Linked DNA regions of Homo sapiens: region 2 is linked to region 1. A link is an interaction called in ENCODE POLR2A ChIA-PET data of the cell type or tissue named here. Cell type or tissue: HepG2. All regions are shown on one strand. Links, peaks and the distances in the headings refer to the core of each region. The heading gives the core; the rest is flanking DNA. Region 1 has its middle 9.0 kb from the start of CST3. Region 2 holds the start of LOC105372564 (a long non-coding RNA gene).

Region 1 (2,910 bases), core at 216-2,715:
AACTTTCATGTGTAAATATTTTGGTGAACTTAATGTTTTTATTTGTAGCTGACATATAAATATGAGTAGAGTTGCTAGGTTATATGGTAGGTCTAACCTTTTGAAAACTTGTGAAACTGTTTTCCAAAGCAGCTGCACCATTTTACATTCCCACCAGCTATGTATAAAGATTCCAATTTGTTATTTGTGGTCTCTTTGACCACAACCATGTAGTGGCTTTGAAGCTGCTTTTTACTGTGGTTTTGATTTGCCTTTTCCTAATAGCTAATGGTGTTATGCACGTTTTTATGCGTTTATTGGCTATTTACATATCTTCTTTGGAAAAACGTTTATTCAAATCCTTTGGAACTTTTAAATTGGTTTGTTTCTTTAAAAACTTTGAGTTATATAAAAATTAGGTTATTTGCCTTTATTTTTAAATTGGTTTTTTTAAAAAGAATTTTTAATTGGGTTACCAGTCTTATTGAGTTGTAAGAGTTCATTATATGTTCTGAATACAAGTTCTATATCAGATATATAATTTGCAAAATTTTTTTCCTATCATGTGTGTTGTTTTTTTTTGTTTTTGTTTTTGTTTTTGGGAGGGGATGAATTTAATTAGTGAGTTGTTCTGGCCTATTTGAGGGTTTCCTGAGTTCAAATCAATTCCATTTATGAGAAGTCCCGGGGGATCCCCAAGAAATTTGGTTGGTACTGGGGAGGTGCCTCATGAAGATAGAAAAAGGATGTCCAGATTGATTGCTGATTTCAATCCCAGGGGCACAGCTACACTTCTGGCTGACCACAGCTTAACGATGAGCCCGATTATATCTCAATAAGGGAAGTTACAGCCAATTTCTCCTTGAACACAAGTCCATTGCAGCATCTTCAGAGGCAGGGCCAGCCTCTATTTTTCAGTCATGGTGACATCTGTGGTCCTTGCATTTTTAAGAGTGGCCTGCTACTTGTAAGGTCCAGGGGGCAGGTCCTCCACTTTCTGCAAGCTGGTCCTTGAGGCATTACTTCTGAAACAGTCAAGAAATGTCATGGGACTGTGGGTCTGAGAACCGACTGATGAGTTATTTTTGTCTGTCAGTGAGGACAGACAAGAGCACAGGGCTGGAAACCCAACCCAACTGGCCTGGTGGTTGGTTCACATAACTAGGAAGTTCAGAGCAAGGGCGGGCATCAGGCTCTGCTTGGTGCAGGGACTCCATTATAACCCACCTGCTCCTTGCTCTCTGTTTCTCTCTCTCTTTTTCTGAGACACAGGGTCTCGCTCTTTTGCCCAGGCTGGAGTTCAGTAGTGAAATCATGGCTCATTGCAGCCTCAAACTGCTGAGCTCACGCAGTCCTCCCGCGTCAGCCTCCAGAATAGCTGGGAGTGCACCACCAGGCCTGGTTTCCTTGCTGTCTCTTCAGTTTTGTTGCTTCCCATAACTTGGCTTCATTCTCAAACAGGCTCCAAGTGGGCCCCAGACCTCAAGTCTTTTTTATCTTCACACTCAGCAGGGAAGGAAGAACCCACTTATCACACAGTCAAACAAAATCCCACCGTTAAGCCTATGTGGGTCCTGGGCAGCCACACATAGGTCACGTGTTGTCCTCATGCCAATCATGAGGCTTCAGGGGAGGGAGACCCGCTGCCCTGACCAGCTTAGCCAGGGTCAAGTGCTCCAAGCTGTGGTCCAAAGGGTAGAGTCAGCTTCCCTGGAAAAAGGCGGAGTGAGAGGGGAGGAGGGGTGAATCCTCACGGGGAAACTGCTATTGTTGTTGTAAGAAGGTGGGGCAGTCATGGCTTGTGAGTCAGACGCTGGCCGCTGGCCTCAGAGGTGTGTTTGGTAATGATGCCTCCATGCATACAGCATGAGCTGCCCAGTCAGAGAAGGCACAGAGCCTGTGGGGTAAACACTTCCCAGCATCATTCCCTGCCTGGTAGCCATTCAGGAAAGGCAGCATTTTCCTCAGTCTTTTCATCAGGGTCCTGGATTTGGGTAAAATAAATAGATAAATAAATAACTGTTGCTATTAGTGATCTCAAGTCCCTCACAAAGAAGGTGGTCCTGTTCACTAGGAAGGCCTTTGGTTTATAAGCACCTTGATGGGTGTGGGGAAGTCTACAAAGAGCTGAGTGGTTCTACCCCACAAAGGAGCCTTTGGACTTGCTGAGGGACTCAGTGGAGAGGATGCGTGGACAGATGGGGAATGCCACGGCGAAGAGCAGGCAGGGGAACAATCAGGCCAGTGACTGGTGGGGGGGGGAGGGGGTGGAATGTGAAGGTCAAGTGGCAACTACCTTTGGGAGGGAAGCCAAGGGCATTTCAAGGACAGAAATACCCAGTGCTGGGTTTGAGGAAGTGGGGGTTACTGTTCCACAGGGCAGGAGGTGATTTCCTGAAATCACCGACAAATTTCATTGCCCCAAACAAAGCTTTGGTGGAAGGAATTTCCGTTTGCTTTTGCTTTGTTGAGTTTCATTTACTGGAAATCAAGGGCTACACGTTTGCAGAGATACCTGGCACGGAAAGTGTGTCCACAGGCAGATGTGACCATGAGACTATCTTTACCTGCTGCAATTTGCAGATGTTTTAGGAGCAACTGGACTTTGACCAGGACTCTAATTGAGTTATAGTCCAGTGGTTCCTTGGGGAAGCAATGGGAGGAGTATTTAAACATCCAATGTCCACGTCCCATCCCAGAACACGATCAACTTTTCCGACTGGGATCATGGGATTGCCATGTGCAGCCAGGCTCCCCAGTGACGCCATGTACAGCCAAGCTTGAGACTAGAGTTCAGATGAGCCTGACCTGGTCTCAAGGGAGCCAGAGCCCCAGCTGATGTCACAGTGGCCTGAGCACATCTGACTCGACCCCATAAGCCTCAGGTGACAGGATTTGGAAGTGACCCACTTGGCATCCCAGCACCAAGGG
Region 2 (2,910 bases), core at 182-2,681, 1.1 Mb before region 1:
GGAAACTGTCACAGATGCGATAAGGCTCTTGACAGTGGAGAAGATGTGGTTTAGAATGCCTTTCACTGTTTTCTCAACCCTGGGTCATTCTTAACCTTCCTAAGGCTCTGGTTGCAAAGTGCAGGCGATGACCCTAACCCTATGAAATGCAGGCCGTTCACTCCTGGGGTCCCATGGCATGTGGCTCAGAGTGACTCAGAAATGCTAGAGGGCCCAGTGGAGTCTTTCTTTCTAGAAAAGCCTTGGATCTTGGAGAGGCCCTGGTCTCTGGTTCCACTTGGACCTTCCACAAGTGTGTAGTCCTAGGTGGGTTATATCACCCCTCTGTGCTTCACTTACTGCATCTGCTTCACTTACTTCTCTGATTCTATGCTTAAGAATCCGGACTTGGCTACTTCATCCTCTTCGTTACTCTGGTTGACTCAGGAACAGGTGCTAGAAGCTTCATGAGCCATGTGCTCCTAATGAGCGCTCACTGCCCGCCCTCAGAGTTTGCCAGCAATCCCAGCCCCAAGCAGCTGACCCTACACCCTAATCTCACCTTCAGCTTTCAGTTCTCCTGTTGGCGAGCCCTGGAGCAGGCGGAAGAAACAGCCATCTTATTGGGTGCCACTTCCCAATGTCAATCGGATCTCCTTTAAACTCAGCTATGGTCTGCTTCATTTTGAACTTAGGGTAAAATTCAAGACAGTTCAGCAAAGAAAATGGATGAAGGACGCAACCCTTTAATTCAGTTCACAACCCCTGAGGGTGGACAGTGGCCAGCCACATGCTGGCCCCTGGAAGGAGTGAAGGAAGTCGAACACTGTCTAGCAAAACAAAGCACATTTGGAAAATAAATGTCATTTAGGATACAACTACCAGGTGCACACTTCTCTTTATGTTTCAGTTCACTCTGCCTTGTACTTTAAGACACGTTTCCTCCGCTACATTGACCCACCTCCCACCTCGGCCGAGGAAAGCAGATGCCACGTAGAATGACGGTGATTCCTGCAAGCTCTATGAGTCAGGGACATATGGTGTCCCCACGTTCCATGTTTACTCTTGTACCTGGAGAGATTAGTCAGCCAGAAGCACAGAATCAGCCTGAATGCCATCTGGCCCTTCCCTGGAGCAGGCTGAAGGTGAAAAGTCAGCCCTGCATACCTTGATAGCTAGGTGAGGGCTGTCACCAATGGGGGTGGAAGTATCATCTCATGTTGTACCCACTGGCAGACTCATTTCTTCTGAGCAAGGGAGAACTGCATTCTGGAGAAAGGACACTGGCCATTCAGGCTGCAATTCGGGTTCCCCAGCCCTCCTGTGCCGTCCTCTTCCCAGCCATGAGACACCCGCTCCTGAAGATCCCCTTTCCCGTGGTCAGCCGGAGGCCCGGGAATGAGTCTAAGAGTCATTGGTATTCTGTGTTTTAGCTGGTGCTTTGTCAATGAAAACATTCTGGACTTTGGCCCCACATCTGCCTGCTTTTCAGCTCTGGTCCTGAGGTCTTGGGTAACCTTCCCAACCTCCCTAAATCTCCCTTTCTTTGTTTGTTAAATGACAATCCTCATAGGGTTGTTGCCTAGGATTAACTTATCTGAGATAATCTATGTAAAGCACCTGGATTTAGGAGAAATGCAATAAAAGTTAGTTCCCTTCCCCCTTGCCTTGGATTACATGGTTTTATTCTCTTCTGCCAGAGATTCCTTGGGGAAAGGAAAGCGATTGTGTAATTTGCTGTAATCCTAAGTGACGAAGTAAAGTTCTTATCAAAATAATTTTGATGTCCCATTGGCATGTCTGGGCCACGGAAATAATGACATGATGAAAATTAAGTTGACGCTATTGGCTGACAGAAAGAGCTTAGCTAGTCAGTACAAAGATAGCTAGACTGGCACCCAAGGAGCCCCGGATCTTCCCAACAAGGAGAAAAATTACACCCAGCTCTCTGGGGAGGCACTGGACTTTTGTAGGCCTACAAGTTCTCTTGAGTCACCAGCATTCCAGGTTCACTCCCTGGGGGCTCTCTAATCTGTGAGACCTGGCTATGGTTCTTAGCCCACCAGCCCCAGGAGAAAGACAGTTTGGCAGTGGATTTTATAACCAATCCCATACATGGAGCTTTTCCATAATTTATCTTGGGGCAATATATTAAGCCACAAGTTACGAAGTTCCAAATTATGAAACTGTCTCTACTGAATTTCCACCAGCCCAATGGGTGTCATTGTAGGATTTATATTTTTTTCTGGGAAGAATCATGTTGTCTTTAAAAAATAAAAAATAAAAAAAAAGAAAGCCTCTGCTTCGAATAGCTATCTCTCTTGCAGCCGTGCACTGCTGGCTGCACAAGGTCCTGGGTGCTGTTCTCTGGGTCAACTTCCCTGAGTCTGTTTGGAGAAATTGTGACATCTAACCAACTTCAGAGAAATCGATGAGGGCTGGAAGGGTGGACTTTGTTCCCCTGTGGTGTTCTAATGAATATTTTCAGGCTTAAATAACTGCCCAAAAATCAAAATCATTGATTTTTCCAAAGGGCAGATACAAGCAGATGGCCCCATCATAAAGGTACTTCCAATGGTTTTCCAGCACTCACTCTTTATTCTTCATGTTGAACAACTGCAATTCTGGAGACTGAAGAATGGAAAGGAGGAGGCTGGGTACAGTGGCTCCCTGCTCTAATCCCAGCTATTTGGGAGGCTGAGGCAGGAGGATCACTTGAACCCAGAAGTTTGAGACCAGCCTAGGCAACATAGAGAGATCTCATCTCTACAATAAATTTAAAAACTAACCAGGTGTGGTGGCACACGCCTGTGGTCCCATCTACTCAGGAGGCTAGGATGGGAGGATCACTTGAGCCTGAGAGGCAGAGGTTGCAGTGGGCTGTGATTGCATCACTGTACTCCAGCCTGGGTGACAGAGCAAGACCCTGTC

The links. Peaks named below come from ENCODE experiments on the same cell type or tissue, not always from the same donor. Only the 100,000 strongest peaks of a DNase experiment are listed, where the experiment ranks them.
Region 2: POLR2A ChIA-PET joins it to region 1 with 7 read pairs; 1 of 35 experiments calls an interaction of 5 or more read pairs at or near these places.

Annotation. Positions count from the first base shown.
Region 1 is chr20:23,627,503-23,630,412 of GRCh38, forward strand. It overlaps a transcript of CST3 not described here. Among named protein-coding and RNA genes, the nearest start is that of CST3, 9.0 kb to the right of the region's middle. In HepG2, for the core only: no CTCF peak of the experiment used is centred there; DNase peaks (open chromatin) are centred at 1,719, 2,239 and 2,639.
Region 2 is chr20:22,522,807-22,525,716 of GRCh38, forward strand. LOC105372564 (a long non-coding RNA gene) reads right to left here and starts at 1,384. Exons shown (of 3, transcript XR_937341.3): 1 at 542-1,384. In HepG2, for the core only: no CTCF peak of the experiment used is centred there; DNase peaks (open chromatin) are centred at 1,045, 1,455 and 2,395; H3K4me3 peaks cover 1,632 bases.